Linked DNA regions of Homo sapiens: region 1 is linked to region 2. The links are chromatin loops, found by intact Hi-C in ENCODE. Cell type or tissue: ascending aorta. All regions are shown on one strand. Each heading gives the region's core, and the rest is flanking DNA. Links, peaks and the distances in the headings are about the cores only.

What was found. Peaks named below come from ENCODE experiments on the same cell type or tissue, not always from the same donor. Only the 100,000 strongest peaks of a DNase experiment are listed, where the experiment ranks them.
Region 1: a loop joins it to region 2, with 2.1 times the contacts of the local background. A loop is called at or near these places in 2 of 110 quality-filtered maps.

Annotation. Positions count from the first base shown.
Region 1 is chr10:119,367,392-119,375,712 of GRCh38, reverse strand. All of the region lies in intron 2 of GRK5 (G protein-coupled receptor kinase 5), which reads right to left. Among named protein-coding and RNA genes, the nearest start is that of MIR4681, 6.4 kb to the left of the region's middle. RefSeq lists an enhancer at 6,267-6,586. In ascending aorta, for the core only: no CTCF peak of the experiment used is centred there; DNase peaks (open chromatin) are centred at 4,482 and 5,112; H3K4me3 peaks cover 1,817 bases; H3K27ac peaks cover 4,455 bases.
Region 2 is chr10:119,440,729-119,449,049 of GRCh38, reverse strand. It overlaps GRK5 (G protein-coupled receptor kinase 5), which reads right to left. Exons shown (of 16, transcript NM_005308.3): 11 at 6,962-7,051; 12 at 5,298-5,506; 13 at 790-927. Among named protein-coding and RNA genes, the nearest start is that of MIR4681, 67 kb to the right of the region's middle. RefSeq lists an enhancer at 4,181-4,971. In ascending aorta, for the core only: a CTCF peak has its summit at 3,502 (motif pointing right); DNase peaks (open chromatin) are centred at 2,359, 3,529, 7,379, 7,629 and 1 weaker place; H3K27ac peaks cover 5,740 bases.

The DNA of each region.
Region 1 (8,321 bases), core at 68-8,067, 73 kb after region 2:
ACCTTCCTGCAACACACTGAATTCCAGCCTTGCGCTCAGACAGAACCATGTCTACCCAGCAGGCAGTCCCTTTAGCAAGGTACCAGACACTTGCTTAGTCCTTGTCCTTAGCAGTTTGCTCACTGGCCAGTGTGAGAGGGAGGCACATTCATGGATAACACTGGAAAGAGAAGCCACATAACAATGTCTATGTAACAAAACTGCATAAGTCAATTGGGAAGTGTCCTGGAAGGTGTCGTGGCAGAGGGGGCAAGACATCCTCTCATGATGCTGGGTCAGTTTCAGGGGTGGTGGCCATGGAGAGCACACTAGAATATGGGAATGAGCAGACAATGCAGGCAGGGGGAGAAGCTGAGTCCAGGTGAAGAAGAGGGAAAAAGGTCAAAGCCAGAGAGAATGGGGCTTGAGGCTGGGAGGAGGGGCAAGGAGAAGCTACAGTGGGGAGGTGAAACCTCCAGGTGAGATGCCAGGAGGACCTGCAGGGTGTGCTGAAGTGTGGGAGAAGGTGAATTAGGACAAGAATTCTGGGCTAGGTCTGAGACCACCATAGGATGTCACTGAGTGGATCTTCAAGACTGTCCTAAAGAAAACAGACAGAAAGTGGTAGGTCACTCAGGGATGGGAGGTGAGGCGTGAAGGGGCGAGAACCAGCAAGTAGTGTTAAGTGAGTGGCCAGCAAGTGTATTAGGCCATTCTTGCATTGCTATAAATACCTGAGCCTGGTTAATTTATTAGAAAACACGTTTAATTGGCTCATGGTTCTACAGGCTGTACAGGAAGCATAGCACTGGCATCTGCTTCAGGGGAGGCCTCAGGAAGCTTACAATCGTGGTAGAAGGTGAAGCAGGAGCAGGCATGTCACATGGCCAGAGGAGAGTTGAAGGGGAGGTGCCACACTGCAACAACCAGATCTCACAAGAACTCACTATCACCAACAATGCCCTCATGACCCAAACACCTCCCACCAGGCTCCACCTCAACATTAGGGATTACATCTCAACATGAGACTTAGGCAGGGACAAATATCCAAACTGTACCAGCAAGTACACTTCCTTGGTAATGAATGTAACTGGCTGAAAATCCACATGCTAAGACACATGCACATACAATAAGCAACACACGTCTTGGGGGCCTGGGCACAGCCAACTCACTTCCAACTCTGCCCTTCCCAGGACAGGGCTCACACTTGCCAAGTTGTCAGCCAACAGAGGGTACGTCAACCAACAGAGGGCACAGCAAGCCAAGGGGCCCCTGTCCTCACCACCTTCACCTGGTGAGGTTTGGGTGCTTGGGAGAGACCTCGCTTGCCTCTTAGCCTATTCTCATTGTAAGCCACTAAAGATACCACACCCCAGGCCTGTTGCCAAGGACACCACAGTGGATGAGCACTGGGCAGGGGTCGGTCTCAGCTCTGCCATCAATTCTCTGTGTAACCTTGGACAAGTCACTTCCCCTTTCTTGGTCTCAGTTTCCTCATCCATAAAATAAGGGGGTTCGAATAATAACCTCTAAGCCCCTTCTCAACCTGCAAACCTTCTTGGCATGCCAGCTTCACAAATGCAGATGATTACAGGGACTTAGACCAGATTCCAAGATCAACCTTGGAGGTCAGTTTCAACCAGGATTCCAAAAACTGTTTCCATCCAACCTCAATAGGGATTCCTGATCTCGCATCTCACCCCCTGGTTCTAAGGCAAGGGTAGGCAAACTTTTCTGTAAAGGGCTAGTGGGAGATATTTACTACTAGCCATATGGTAGTAGTTTGAGGGCCATATGGTCTCTTTCACAACGATTCAGCTCGCTGTTGTAGTGAAAGCCTCCGCAGACTACGCAGGCACACTCGTATTATTGCACTTCACTTTATTGTCTTTTGCAGATATTGCATTTTTTATATGAATTGAAGGTTTGTGGCAACCCCGTGTCGAGCAAGTCTATCCGCACCATTTTCATTTCCCCAACAGCATGTGCGAACTTCCTGTCTGTGTCACATTTCAGTAACTCTCAAAATATTCCACCTGGGAGCCTACTGAAAATGCAGATTCTCATTCCCCCCACCCCACTTCAGACCTACTATATTAGTCTGTTCTCATGCTGCTAATAAAGACATACCTGACTGGGTAATTTATAAAGGAAAGAGGTTCACTTGACTCACAGTTCCACGTGACTGGGGAGGCCTCACAATCATGACAGAAGAGCAAGGGACGTCTTACATGGTGGCAGGCAAGACAGAGCGTTTGCAAGGGAACTCCCCTTTATAAAACCATTAGATCTTGTGAGACTTATTCACTATCATGAGAACAGCATGGGAAAGACCCATCCCCATGATTCAATTACCTCCCAACAGGTCCCTCCCACACATGTGGGAATTATGGGAGCTACAATTCAACATGAGATTTAGGTGGGGACATAGCCAAACCATATCACCTACTGACTGAATCAGAATTCCACTGGTAGGGCCCAGAAATCTGTGTTTTAACATACTCTCCAGTTTAAAGCAGTGCTTTTCCAGCTATCTATGGAAAAGAACCAGTTTTTTAAATTTCCAATCCATCACGGACTGATACTTTTGTAAATCTCCATTGTTCCCAACTTTCCACGTGAGTCTGACAACAGCCAACTGCTTTATCACCTGTTCCACAAGATGAGTCCACTGATCACACACCTGGATGCTACAGCCACAACGAATTGCTATGAGTGTTTCTAAGCATCTCTGTACTTATCACAGACCAGTAAAATCAGTCCACGAACCACACTTTGAACTGCTCTAGAAACACAAGGTCTTGTATTCCTTTCTTTGGAGAGTCATCCCTTCCCCTATAATAATTCTTTGGGTGAGGCCAACACCAAGCTCGGAGATGAGCACAGGGCCCAGGCCTTACCAATCTGAGTCTTTACTTGAACATTTTTTGGCACTCTAAGGAAAGTTACTTTTTCTTTATTTGAAGCCTTTAACTCTTAGGACCATGTAAGCCTGGAGTTGCTGGTGGCTATCTTGTGGCCATATAGAAAGAACCTGTCAGAGAATGAAATCAAAACTGTAGAAAGTAGAATAATAAATAGTGTCCTGATGATGTTTGAGACCTGGATCCAGCCATACCTGAAGCTATGAGATTTACCCCTGGACTTTTCAGTCACATAAACCAACAGACTTCCTCTAACCCTTAAGTTAGTTTGAGTTGGGTTTCAGTCCCTTGCAATTTATTGGTGCTGAGTAATAAGCCTTCAGATATAATGAGTATCTGGAAGACTCAAAATGAAAACCTATATGCAAAGGCTTTGCAGTAAAGTGCTACACTGTCAGGACACCACAGCAAGATGGGGCAGTACTATTAAAGAACTTCTGTCCTCAGCCTCCACCACGAAGTTGGATCCTCATGAATATTCTAGAATGCCTATATCTATAGCTGATTAGTACATAGTTCAGAAACACCAAAGCACTACCACGCTGCCTGGATCCTAAAGGCAAGCAGGGTTGCCTTGCTTGGGTGAGGACTTCTTCAGAGCTAGCACAGGGTGGCGAACAAGCACAGGCTTGGGTCTGAATCCTACCTCCATCCCCTAGCTCAGAGGTTTTCAGCAGCGGGAAATTTTGGCAATGTCTGTAGACATTTTGTGTTATCACAACTGTGAGGTTACTACTGATTAGTGGGTGGAGGCCAGGGATGTGCTAAATACCCCACAATGCACAGGACAGCTCCCTGCCACACATAATTATTCTGCTCCAAATGGCAATAGTGTCTCCACAGTGGAGCAACTCTGGATGGCTGTGTGGTCTTGGGCAAGTCCCTTTACCTGAGGCCATCAGAGTTAGCTGGTTGCTGCCGGGGATTGGCAACAACGCATGTGAGCACCTGGCCCAGCCTCAGCACACAGTAGGTGCCACAGAAACAGCAGCCACTGGACAGATCCTATCTCCTCTATCAGACTCAGGAAATGATGGGTTTTACTTCTCCGATGACTGAGAAAGGAGATAGGAGGTAGCTGGTGAAAAAGGAACCTTGACTCTCCATTAGCACCAAAGCAGGCAGGAGTTCCCCACTGTCACCGAGCCCTTCGGCCCTGAGCTCCGGGAGGGCAGGGCAGGGCAGGGCCATGCCAGCCTGCTTGCTCTTCCTTCAAGGCTCCTTCTCGGAAGCAGGCCACATGTGTCCCACCAGCACATGCCCGAGGTTCAAATCTCATAACCCAGTCAATTCCTTCAAGACTCATACCCCCAGCGGACTGAGAAACAGGAATGATATTGATAGTTAAGATAAATAAATGCTGTCACTGTTTTCATTCTTTTCGAGTGACATGAAATGGGAACATACTTTCTTAATTAAGAGCCTGCAGTATGTGGACTCTTGGAGGGCAACCAGAGTTTCCCAATAGGAGGTGGCGAGGACACAGGCAGTGAGGGCGGCCCAGCTTCCCTCGGATGGCCACGGGGCCCGAGCACAGCCAGGCCCTCCCACCGGGCTAGGGGAGAGTGGGCGGCCATCCCTGGGGACGGGGAGCGGGGAGAAGCTGCAGCCCGGGTGCGGGGAGGGCTGTCCACCCCACTGAAACCTGCTTGGGACTGTGTGCATTGTTGCCCCAGGCACTCCTAGAGCTCGGGCCAAGGAAAACACACGTTCAATTTCAGAAGTAAGAGCAAGGACGGAACGCGGCTTCCTGAGGAAATGGAAATGCTAACACTGGGGCTCTTGGAAATGAAACCACATGTTGATTGTAAAGGTTGTGAGGCTGGAGTGGGGCGGGGGGGTGGAAGGAGGGGGGTGTCCAAAGGGATGCCTGGAACCATCTCTCCACCAACTGAAGGTTTATTTTATTTTATTTAACTTCATTTTCCCAAAATACCAGGTTACGGGGGGCTGTGGCAGAGAAGGGGGTCCCTGATAGATCCTAATGCAATTTAGGAAATGGACATGGGGAGAGAGGATCAGACAGAGGCTGCCAGCCCTCTACTCTGCCGTATTTCAGGTTTGAAACAATAAACAGAGAAGTGATTCGAAAACAGCTTTCTCTTAAAAATTCCTGCCAAAGCTGGAAAAAACAATCGGGCGTTTGCTCCGAGGAAAAAGCTCTCTGACGTTTGAAAGGCGAGATGGCATCACGGATAACAGCAGAGCTTCCCAGCCCGCCCCTTGGAAGGCGCAGGAGAGGAAAAAGGAAACATTTGGTATGTGGTTAGCAACAGCTGAGTGGCCTTCTATTACTTCAAGAAAGATGTTTTTGTGTGAATAAAAAATGACATATGGTGTGTCACACAAACACACCCAAACCAAGCCCTGCCATCTTCCTGTGCCATTCGTCCCTCTCGTTCTGGGCTCTAGTTTTACGGAATGTCTTGTGCTTGTCACATGTTTCTGTGGGATCGAAATTATTAAGCCCAAGTCTCACAAAGTTTGGTGGCACTTGGAGAAGCCACATGTGAAACCACTGAATCGCAGGGTGTCTGGGCCTGGGCTGCCAGGCAGGGGAAGTGTGGCGGGGACAGTGGGGAGGAAAGAAGGCTCTAGGCTGTGGGTCTGTGGAAGGAAGAAAAGGGTGGGTGGAAGGGTGCTTGTGCGGGCCCCTGCCTCTCTGATGAGGGTCCAGGTCTCTGGCTTGAACCCATCAGATGCAGTCAGGGAGGTATCCAGGAGTCTGGGGAAGGGCTGGGGGCTGAGATGGACAGGACATGGACTATACCATCACCATGAGCAGTAATGGAGCTGCCAGAGTCCGGCAGTGACCTCTATCACCAAGGACAAAAAAGGCAAACAATTTAGATATCTCCTTGCAGTGGGAATGGGCAAAGAACTGGCTGGGTAAACGGAGGGTCAGGGGTGGGGGTGGACTGAGGGAACGGCAGGACCACTTGGCAGGTAGATCCTGATGCTGGACAGGCAGTCGCTGGAAGGGGCCTGGCATATCGGAAAGAAGGTCCAAAGCACTGTGCTCTGAGCCCTCTCCTCTGCCCGGAAGCCCGGCAGGCTGACTGCAACCTCCACTTTTGTGCTAGCCTGGGGACACCAAAGAGGCGTCCGCAGAAAAGGCACCTGGCGCATCAGCAGTGCTGGTGCTTTAAGAGCCGGGGCAAAAAGGAAACACACCCATGCGTGACCTGTGGTTGTTTCTATTTTTCCATATTTTTGAGTTTTTACAAATGAGGGGAAAACAGCTCTCCTAAAAGCACAGCTGCAAAATCACTGAGATCAGGAAGAGCCTGGAAAGCAAAGAACTGTGACTGCCAGACAGCTCTCCTTTCCGTGCGGGGCCTGGGGAATGCGCAGCTGCTCAGAAGAACTTCGGGTTTGTTTTACCCTGCGTGGCCTGTGGCGGGACCTTCCAGTGAGCCGGGACGGGGCACCTGGGACAGCCTTGGTCAGTGATGACCACTGTTTGTGTCTTGAACACCCAGGGCCTTTCCTCACCTGTGCTCCGCCTAAAAGCACCTGGGACACCATCCACTTAGAAGGACATTCTTTCTACAACCTTTTTTCTCCTTGTAAAGAAATTTCATCCAGATACATGCAGTTTTAGAAAGTGAAACTCCTAGGCCACACCCAGACCGACTGCATCAAATCTCCAGGGCGTCAGTATTTTCTTAAAAAGCTCCCTAGGTGATTCCAACACTGCATTAACTGTAAGGTCCAGTTCACCATTTTATCCCCACCACCTGGATCAGTGCCCGGCCCAGGCAGGAGCACAGGTGTTTATCTAAAATGAATGAATGATTGAACAAACCAACAAACAGATCACTGTGACAGGGAGGCCACACGCTTCCAAACTGGGGAGTATATATCTCCAGCCCACGTTCTCCTGATGCTCTGCCAGAAGTGAAGGCCTCCCTGAACCAAGTAGATGATGAGGGCTGTGCCTAAGGTGGCTTCTGTCCAAGGCAACGAAAGGGTCAGCATGGCTCCCTGGGCTCAGGTCCCTGGGCGGAGGCAAGGCTGGGCCAGGCTGCCTGCTGCTCAGAGCTGCAGCACAGTAAGCCCAGAGCCCCCAGAAGTGAGGCGGTCTGAGCCCAGGGGCCCTGCCTGGCATGCCCCTTTCGAGAAAGCACATCGGTGCATGGGACTGGGGCTAGGAGATTGGGCTTTGTGTCCAGCTCCACGTCTGACCCTGCATGACCTCTGACCCATCATTCTTCTCTCTGGACCTTGGTTTCCCCTTTTACAAAATAGGGCTGATGAACAAGGGGGGCTTAAATGCCTCCCATTTCGGTAGCTTCACAGTGGGGCTGTGAGCCTGGTGGGAATGGAGACATCACAGGGCATGGGGCCTTTCTCCAGCGTCAGAGCCCCAAGGAGGGTTCACCACTGCTGGGGATCTTTAAACCCACCCAGCTGCCATCCCCCGCCCCCAGCACCACCCCGCACCTGCGACGTGGCAATACGGCTGGAGCAACACAAGCATGAGTTTAAAGGCAGCATTTCGCAGAGGCCTGGGGCTCTGAGGGGCGCCAAGGAGCCCTGGCTTTCATTTCAGGAAATCTGGGAGTCTTTACTTCCGCTCAGTGCCTCAGTCTCTCCCAAGTGCATTTCAGGTTGACTTCACATGGCAATGCCCAGCCCATCCTTCCTGCACGCTGCCCTGGCCTGCCAGGGAGGACTGGGGGCCCATCTTGCCTTCCAGGGCCCGGGGTCTGGCTTCCCCTGGAGCTATGAGCTAATCAAGCAAAAGCCACGGAGGGCCGGGCCAGGAAACGGCTGGGCAAGCCAGGGACCAAGGCAAATAGCAGCTTCCAGGCAGACCTGGCTCTTCCTGCCCTGGCCCTGCCGAGGCGCCTGGCTTCTTCCTGGGCCACTGGCCGGGGTCTAGCGAGGATCACGGCTGTGCTGGCCAAAAGCAGCTGGAGAAATGAATGCCTCGGAAGGTGGAGGCAACTGATGGTCTCCTGAAAGTCCTGATGTCTCAGGGTCCCAAGACCCCCAGCCACCCTTAATCCTCCCAACATGATCCCCATCAAGGGCTCAGCCAGCCCTGGCGTGTGCACTCACAGGGACAGGAAGCACTTCACCTGCAGAGCATCCAATACTCTTTATCAACACCATGCTGTGAGGCCATTCCCATTTTGAGACCAAGCCTGTCTTTCTGTTATACTGCCCTTTGGCTGTCATTCTTGGGATGTAGAGGACAAATGTTTGAAAGCAATTATTCTGTGCTCTTAGAGTCTTAGATACAGCTCCGATTCTCCCAGCCAACCATGTGACCACACCCCAACCCTGTCTGCCCAAGAACAGGGCGCAGTGGGTTTAACTCGCTGGGACCCAATCTGGGTCTTTGGTGATTAAATGTCAAATGACATCAACTCTTGCCAAGCCTCCTTCCATCTTTGCTCAGCTTGGCCC
Region 2 (8,321 bases), core at 263-8,262:
TGCCAGCAAGGGGTCATCCGCGGGAGCGTGGCAGGAGCCGAAGCACAGCAGGCCTTCCTGGCTTCTGACTCCCTGACTTTAAACAGAGCAGGCCCCGGAATCACAGCACGTATCCCGCACAGATCACCCAGCCTCTGCCTGGTCTGCATCTCTTGGGCCTCTGATCCAGCTGAGAGCTCATGATTTATAGACCATGTAGGGGACTTTCAAGGACAATTCTACCTCAGCTGGAATCTTGCCTCACACACCGACTGGGGGACCTGGGGACCTCCTGGGAAGATGCAACTCCCTGCAATGTGAGCTGCTGGGGGAGGGGCCTCTTATGTTTCTGCCTGGCCCAGAACCTGGCGTCAACAGTAGTGCTCGATGCATGCATGCTGGTCAAGATGAACTGAATGTAGTGGCCGTCAATGCTCTTGAAAGCATTCCCCATTCAGTTCTCATTTCACCCTCAAATCTCCCAGGCAGGTGGGAGGCATGAGTGTTACTGGTTTCACTGGACAGGGAGGAAACTGACGCTTAGAAGGAATCTGTCCAGGACCCCCAGACCTGGGAAAGTGCCCAAGTCTCTGGACAGCCAATGTGGGCTCCCTGGCCCACGCCTCTTCTGCACTGCCTGGCGTGAAGTTCATCTGCAGCTTAGGTGAGGAGTGGCCGGGAGGGGACCCTGGTCCCCACAAAGACACGATGTGCCCCACACTCTGCACCAGCTCACTGTGAGGCAGCACTCGGGGGCAGCCCTGGGTACCCTGTGAAGGGAGCTGCTGGGGGCTGGGGGAGGCTACTCACGTCTGGAACGAAGGGAGGGTCCAACATCCCGGCTTCTAAGCGCTTGAAGTTCATGTTCCTGAAGAAGGGGTGTCTCTTGACCTCTGCAGCCCCCTCCTCCTGGCAGCCCAGCCTCTGCTTCGCATCTTTCGTGAGCAGCTGAAACAGAGAGCCCCATGAAGCCACGTCCCCTGGGCCTCTCCTCCTGTCCGGACCTCCTGCCTCCACAGTGTCTGCACCATGCCTAGGAACCCAAGACACGCTGCCCCACCCTGCAAAGGTCTTGCTTCAGGGCTGCCTCTGAGTCTTGGCGTGCATCTGTGCTCACACACTCACAGCCTGGCTAGATGCCTGATGGGACAGGAGAGCAGGAATCTTGTTTCTCTCAGGATTACAGACCTCGTTCCTGGGTTATGGTGGGCACTCATTAATGGGTGTCGAGTCACTGTCACCTCTTCTGTGTAGGGTAAGCAACAAAAGGCAAGGACTGCATCAATAGCTCTGTCTCGTGCACATACTCAGCTAATTTGCAGAGTTGTACCTCCTGGGTGCAAGCCCCTTCCTGACAGAGAAGGCACCACCGAGGCACTTGGCCTCTAGGAGTGCTCAGACTCATGGGGGGCTAATCATGCTCAGAGGACGCATCAAGGTGATACAGATCGGGCACCCCGGGGGCAGGGGGCATGACTGGCTGCCAGCTGGAGGTCAGGGAGCTGCACGGGGAAGAGGTATTTAAGTTGAGTCTTGCAGGACAAATAGGCTTTCAAGGTGTGGGTAGGGGGAGGGGTATACAGGTAGAGGGAACTGCACCAGCAAAGCAGAGTGGCAGGACGTGCAGGGTGAGTCTGGGGAACACCCAAAACACGTTTGACTTAGAAAGCGGGAGGAGGGTGCAGAGATGGGTCAAGGGGAGGGGGCTGGTCAGGGAGAGATGATAGAGGATCCTGAAGGCCAGGTCAGGTGGCGGGATTTTCATCTGGAGGTAGAAGGAGCCAGGGATGGTTGAGGTAGGAGAGTGTCTTCATCAGAACCACGAGGCAGGAAGGTTACTAGGAGAGGAAGAGTCTTTGGGAGCAGACACCCAGGTGAGACGGGATGAGGCTATGAATGAGGCCAGAGGGCTAGACCTGCGCAGGGGGCCTTGACTAGCCATGGCCAGCCACACGACCACAGGGCCCCGGCCCCTGACCTGCACTCCCAGTGCCCCAGCCTCGTGATTCTCTCTTCTCCTCTGCCTTACTGAGCGCTGCAGCTGTACGCAGTTGGTGTCTACTAAGTGTCTGCTTTGAGGCTAAAATCCAGAGGAGCAGACTGCTTGGGGTAGGGGCCCAGCCTTGTCTTTTCCCAATGCCCTGTGCGCTTTGCTCATATTCATCCCATGTACACTTCCTGCTGGTCCTTGTGGGGCAGGCACTGCACCGGCTGGGGACGCCGGGGAGAGTGAGCAGCCAGACTGGCCTCTTGGGGCTCAGGGTCTGGAGGGGGCTGCCCCCCAAACAAAGGAATCGAAGGTGGCATCAGGGCCAGCACCAGGTTCCACCCTTGAAAGGACAAAGCAGAGCACTCAGTCGCTCAGTGTTGCCCCTTAACGCCCCCACGGACCACCAGGCTGGCGGCTCAGGGTCTGGCACTCATGCCTCTGCTTCTCTCTCTGGGGGCTTCACTGTTCAACAAAGGCTCAAGGCACTGGGTTGGGCTGGGCCCAGGTGCTGCACTGTTCTAAGCAGTCCCTCAGAGGCAAGTCTCCTTCTGCAGGGGCTGCAGCAGCTGGCCAGGAAGGTGGCACAAACGAGGATGAGAAAGGCGAGGGGTGGGCTGGGTGGGCCGGGCCGGGCTATGTGTCAGCTCCTGCCAGGTGGGACGGCAGCCAGGGCCTGGGGCTTCTGCTTTTCAAGAGAAGCCAGAAAATCCAGGTTATTACATGAAATCTCCTCATTTCTAAATCTTGGCAATGAACCTACCATTTACTTCTTTTGAAAAACCGTGTGCAGGTTGAACACCCGCCTATATGCTGCCATTTGAAACCCTGGCATCCAGTCAACAGTTTGCAGCCACATCGTCAGGTAAAGAGTTTGCAATCATGCTATCAGGTGGACACCAGGAGAAGTGAGAGGAAGAGAAGGTGTGAGCTGGGATGGGTGGGGCAGGCAGAGCGGGCTTCCTGGAGGAGGGGTACAGATGGGCTGGAAGGACAAGTGAGACCAAGACGGCTGAAAGGCAAGAGGGAGCTGGAGGGGGGCTAAGGCCCAGTGCTGGGACTGAGCAGGGGTTTGGGGAAGATGGAGGCTGAGGTCTGGGCCCATGGACTGGGCTCAGGAGACAAAGTGGTGAGATGTGTGAATTTCTGGGCTCCAGAGGAGGGGGAGTGGGTTCTGCGGCTGCTAAGGTAGAATGGGGGACAGACCTGGGGGCCAGAGACTGGCTTCCTCACTGATTGTGGAGGGACCCTCTTAGGCAGGCAGGGCTGGAGCCACCAGAGCCTAGAAATAGCCCTGTGAACCCAGGACCTGCGAGGTCTCCTGGCAAGTCAGGCTCTGCAGTGTCCTGAGCTGCCACCAGCTGGAGGGGACAAGGTAGGCCTAGATGCCGGAGATGCTGCAGTCAAGGGCGTGAAGGAGGCCTAAGACTAGACTCCCAAGACCAAAGATCATTTGTAAGGGAAGCCGCAGCAAGGCCAGAGGCTTCCAGAGGACAGTGGTTTTGTACCCACGGGACAGGTCCTCCGGGAGCAGCAGGCTTTCTCTCAGTGTCCACCAGGGGGCAGCAGAGGGACAGCAGCACCCTGGTCCAGGCTGCAGCAGGAGATCCCAGCTCCAAAGCCAGGGGCCAAGGTGGGTGTCTGGGGTCTGGGGGTGGGACTGGGGCCCTCTCCGCCTCGTCATCCTCTTAGTACGTCCCATATCCCTGCTGAGATCTCTCAAGACCTGCTTCTCTGATTGCCTGGCCCTGACCTGGGACATTTGGTGATGCTCTGCCCACGGCTGTCTGACCCCTTCTTCTTTCCCTTGTCTCGTTTTGTCGCACCTGACAGATATCTCCCAATGAGACAGCCAAGTATGGCTCACACCCACATTTCCATTTACCCGACCAGTGCTGCACTGCTCCTCCGGTCCCCCCACCCTAGCCCTGGCTGCGATGACCATGTGGCTTTCTCTGAGGCCCCAGCTGCATGGCGGGCCAACAGCTGTGGGGTTAGAGTGTGGGTCTGCTGTACACACAGGACTTCTTCCCACAGCTCTGTGATGTGAGGATGAGGTTGGTGACAGGAAGGGGCCAAGCAGAGGTGTCTGGCTGCAGGAGAGGGGCCTCTGGGGTGAGGAGCCGAGCCAGACCCTCCTGGGGCCGCTTGCGGCGCAGATCTCAGGTCTTCCTGAGCAGAAGCATTGCGACTTTTAATCAACTCCCAGGACTGCTGCTTCCTAAACTCCGGGAGTTGCCTGGGTTGTCAATGCACACGCTGAATCTGCCCCAAAAGTGCCTGCAGATGTAGAGGGGTGGGAAGTGTGGCTCCCCCCTCCCAGGCTCGGTTTGCCCATCTGTGGCTCCGGGTACATGGGATACGGGGTACATCTGTGGCTCCAGGGAGAGGAGAGGAAGTCTGTGGGCTGGCAATTGTGGAGCTGGGTGCTCCGGCCCCTCCTGTCCCTATGAGGCTGGCATTAGAGGGCAGCTGCTTGCAGTGGGGGTGCCAGCACAGCTGTGCTGGGGACCATAAGGAGGAGGGCCCCAAGGGGGCATGGGCTGGACTTGGGGGCTGAGAGCCAGGCAGCAGCAGGAAGTGGCCATCTCCCCACAAAGCCAGCCACTAGTCCTGGTTCCCAGGGAAGGGCCTGAGGGCCGGCATGGGGCGGCCCAGTGGCAGGGGTGCACGGGCGGACTCCACTCCCATATCCCCCACTTCCAATGGCTCCTGTCACTCCTTATCTGGCTTCCAGTCCCCCCATCTGGCCCCACCCACCCAGCTTTTGGGTGGGTCTGACCTCACTATCCCTAGACCCTGTCATGCAGGAGCCAGGCTGGCGTGACCAGCAGTCCATCTAGTGGTGGAAAACTTTGTTATAAGATGTTCAAAGACTGAAATCGTCGCCCCCACCCCCTGTAGCCCTTCGTCTTAAACCAACACCTTAGGATCCAGAGGTGGAGGGAGCAGGAGGCCCACGGGCAGGGGCCGGGGCTTGGCCCAAGGTTGCTTTGTGTCTGGGGCACCAGCTCAGACCATCTCTTCTCCGCCCTGTGTGGACCCCCCCACAGGCTGGATGTGAGGGTGTTCCACACTGTTCCCCTCACCCCTCTTCCCTTGGTTCCTGGGTGTCCCTGCCCCACCCAGGCTTTCTCCTGGAAGTCTCCGCTGACCACCCCAGTCCACAGCAAGGAGTGCCCTCAACTCTAGCTTGGTGGGCTGCAACCCCCACCCCCATGCTCAGACCCCTGTCCCTTCAGCCTGTTTGCTGTTCTGGGGACAGACTGGGGCCAGGCCCAGGGAGGGGAGCCACCAGCTTGAGGGTGGCATCTGGCCACCAGGAGCTCACCATCTTGCAGATGGACTTGGCCTCCTCGGAGAACTTGTGGGAGTACACCTCCTCCGTCTCCAGGACCCGGCGGTCCACCTCCTCCCGCTTCACCTTCTCCTTGCGGCCGCGGAACGGCGACTGGCCCTCGATCATCTCATAGATGAGGCAGCCAAGGCCCCAGTAGTCGGGGCTCAGGCCGTACCTCTGGTTGTTCAGGACCTCTGGAGCTGGGGGCAGAGGAGAGGAGAGAGGAGTGAGGAGGAGGGAGACAGCTGGTGGCGCTGCTCACAGAAGGCCTGGAGTTTCATGGCCGCCACCAACTCTTACCCCACCAACTGCTGTGAATACCACCCCCTCCAGGGAGCTTGCCCTGATGACTCTCCTCTGTGCCCCCGAAGGACTTTGACTGTAGCTTTAGAACTCTGACCACCGTGGATGGAGGTGTCCTGCACTCTTGATGTCCCCTCGCCTAGAACATGAGCTACTTTATTCACTACCGTAACAATATGACACCTGGCACAGAACAGGTGCTATCAGTATATTTGTTTCAATGAATAAAGGTGTATCTACCCAAATTAAAGATGATCTTAAATTTATCTGTAATTCAAACAATCTCTTGCTATGTCTTCTGTACCACTTTGATAAACCGAATTACAGATTTACCATAGAAATACAGAAAAGATAGTTCTGCAGCATCAGCACGTATGTCTGGAGGGAAATGCATCCACACATGTGCTGGTTTGCACACAAGAGCCGGGGCAGACAGATGCATGGAACACTCTGCAAAAGGAGACCCAGGCAAATGCACACACAGGTAGGCAGATCTATCATCCACCCATCCATCATCCATCATCCATCCAACCATCCATCCACCCGCCCACCCGCCTACCTATCAATCATCGATCAGCATTCATGTGGGCACACACACACTCACATACACACAGACACACACTCCACAGGTTGCCAAATGTCATGCAATCTGAAAAGGACCCTCTAGCACCAGAGACAAGGCACACCTCCTGTGCAGCTGCTGTCAGTACCAGCCTGACTAGAGGGCGGCAGCGTGCCTGCTCCCCGGGCACGCGCCTCTCAGGGGAAGGAGGGTAGGTGTGTGAAATGCACAGGAGGAAGCCCAGGGCGTGCCCCCAATTGGACGGGGGATTCTAGGGCACAGGACTTAACTCTGGGTCTCTTCCCTGCAACCCCCAGGACGCTGGTCTCAGAGCAGACTGAGGAAAGGTGGCAGGAGCCCAAGGCTGCTCTCTACTGGAATCATGCTTGGTGACACAGCAGCTGTGCGCGCCTCTCATTTGCGGGCTCTTGTGAATTACCTCCTTCCTCTCAAAGGCCTCTCCTCCCAGACCCCTGCTTCAATGTGGCCTCCCCTAGCAGCGCTGTATGCCAGGCCCCGACCCCTAAGAGTGGCTTGGCTTTGGACACAGGTGGGGCTGGGGGCCTGGGAGTGCAGAGAGCTCAGAGCAGTCATCACATCTGGGGCCCCTGTGCTCCCCCTCCCCCTGGCTAAGGCCGCCCCCCAGCAGCCCTGCAGAGACTGTGACTCTGTGTGTGATCAGCAGTGCATGAAGAGGCGAGAGGCTCTGCGGGCAGGCTCTGGGGGCTCGGCCGGCGGTGAGCAGGTGGTGGGTCTCAAGGTGCATTGACACAGGCAGCCCAGCACTCACCCATGTAGCCAACAGTGCCCACCCGGCCGCGGATCAGGTCTCCCTCGGGGATCTTCACAGCCAAGCCCAGGTCTGAGATCCTAATGTGGCCTGAGGGGGACAGCAGGGTCAGTGGGTCCCTGGGACAGCCGCATGGGCACCCGGCCTTGCTGTGTGCCCTTGGGCAAGGCATACGAGCTCTCGGCATTCTCATCTGTCCAAGGACAACAGGGACCCCAATCTGCCATCTCAGAGTGACCACAAGAGCCTTGGGAGAGTGCAGGTGTGGGAGGACACAGGAAAATGCCCACTCTTCAGGAGTGGAACATAAAGATGCAATAGGATGCCTGGACCCGGCTGGACGTTGACCGACCTGCCTAGTCAAAGGCTGAATGGGCTTCCTGGAACGCTGAGGTCAGAGAATCTTGGCTTGGTTCTGGGATTACTTCATGGGAAAAATGTGAGGTTCTTCTGGCATTATGCAACAATTTGCTTAAGGGGAAAAAATTATAAAACGATTTGGGAAGCAGCTCCCCGGCCTGCCTTGTTGGTCTCTGGAGATTGGTTGTTTTTCACTTTAGAGAAACGAGAAGGGAAAACATCTGGTCTGACCTGGCAGAGCCTGGAGATGAATCCCAGCTCACAGCCCAGGACTGAGCCCCCAGAGCGGGAGACGCTGAGCTGAGGCTCCACTTTGGTCTTTGTCCCTCCCACAGCCCACCTGGGCAGGGTCGCGGCCACAACTTACCCCACAGGAAGGAACACGTCCCCTTCCCTTCCCTGCCTATGGACACCAGGGCCCCACCCCCATCCCTCCAGCCTAGATGTCAGCAAGGGCCAGTGTCGAGACCCCGCCAGGCTGGAGCCGTGTGGACTCCCTGGCTCGGTGGGGGCTGACAGTCAGGATAGCAGAGGAGCAGCGTGGGCTTGGTTCTTAGACCAAGGGAGGCACCGGGCACATCCAGAGAGGGGCGGCAGGCCTGGGCCCTCCGACCGCCCCTCCACAGGGCAGTATCCCATGCAGACCTCTCTTCAGGTCATCAGCGACCCGGTTTCTCCCCTCCCTCTACTGGGGGCTGCCAGGTTCTGGGGCCTGGTGGGAGGAGACCCAGTTTCTGCCCTCAGCTCCCCACTGATGCTGCTGGGTGACTTTGGCAGGATGGCTCCCCTGAGGCTCAGTTTTGTCATCTGTTAAATGGGCACAGAGATGCTGCCTTGCCCTTCTCTGTGCAGGTGGGAAGATCTAGTCAGATCAAAGGTGTGGAAACCGGTGGCTCATGCCTGTAATCCCAGCACATAGGGAGGCCAAGGAGGGCAGATCACTTGAGGTCAGGAGTCTGAGACCAGCCTGGTCAACATGGCAAAACCCCATTTCTACCAA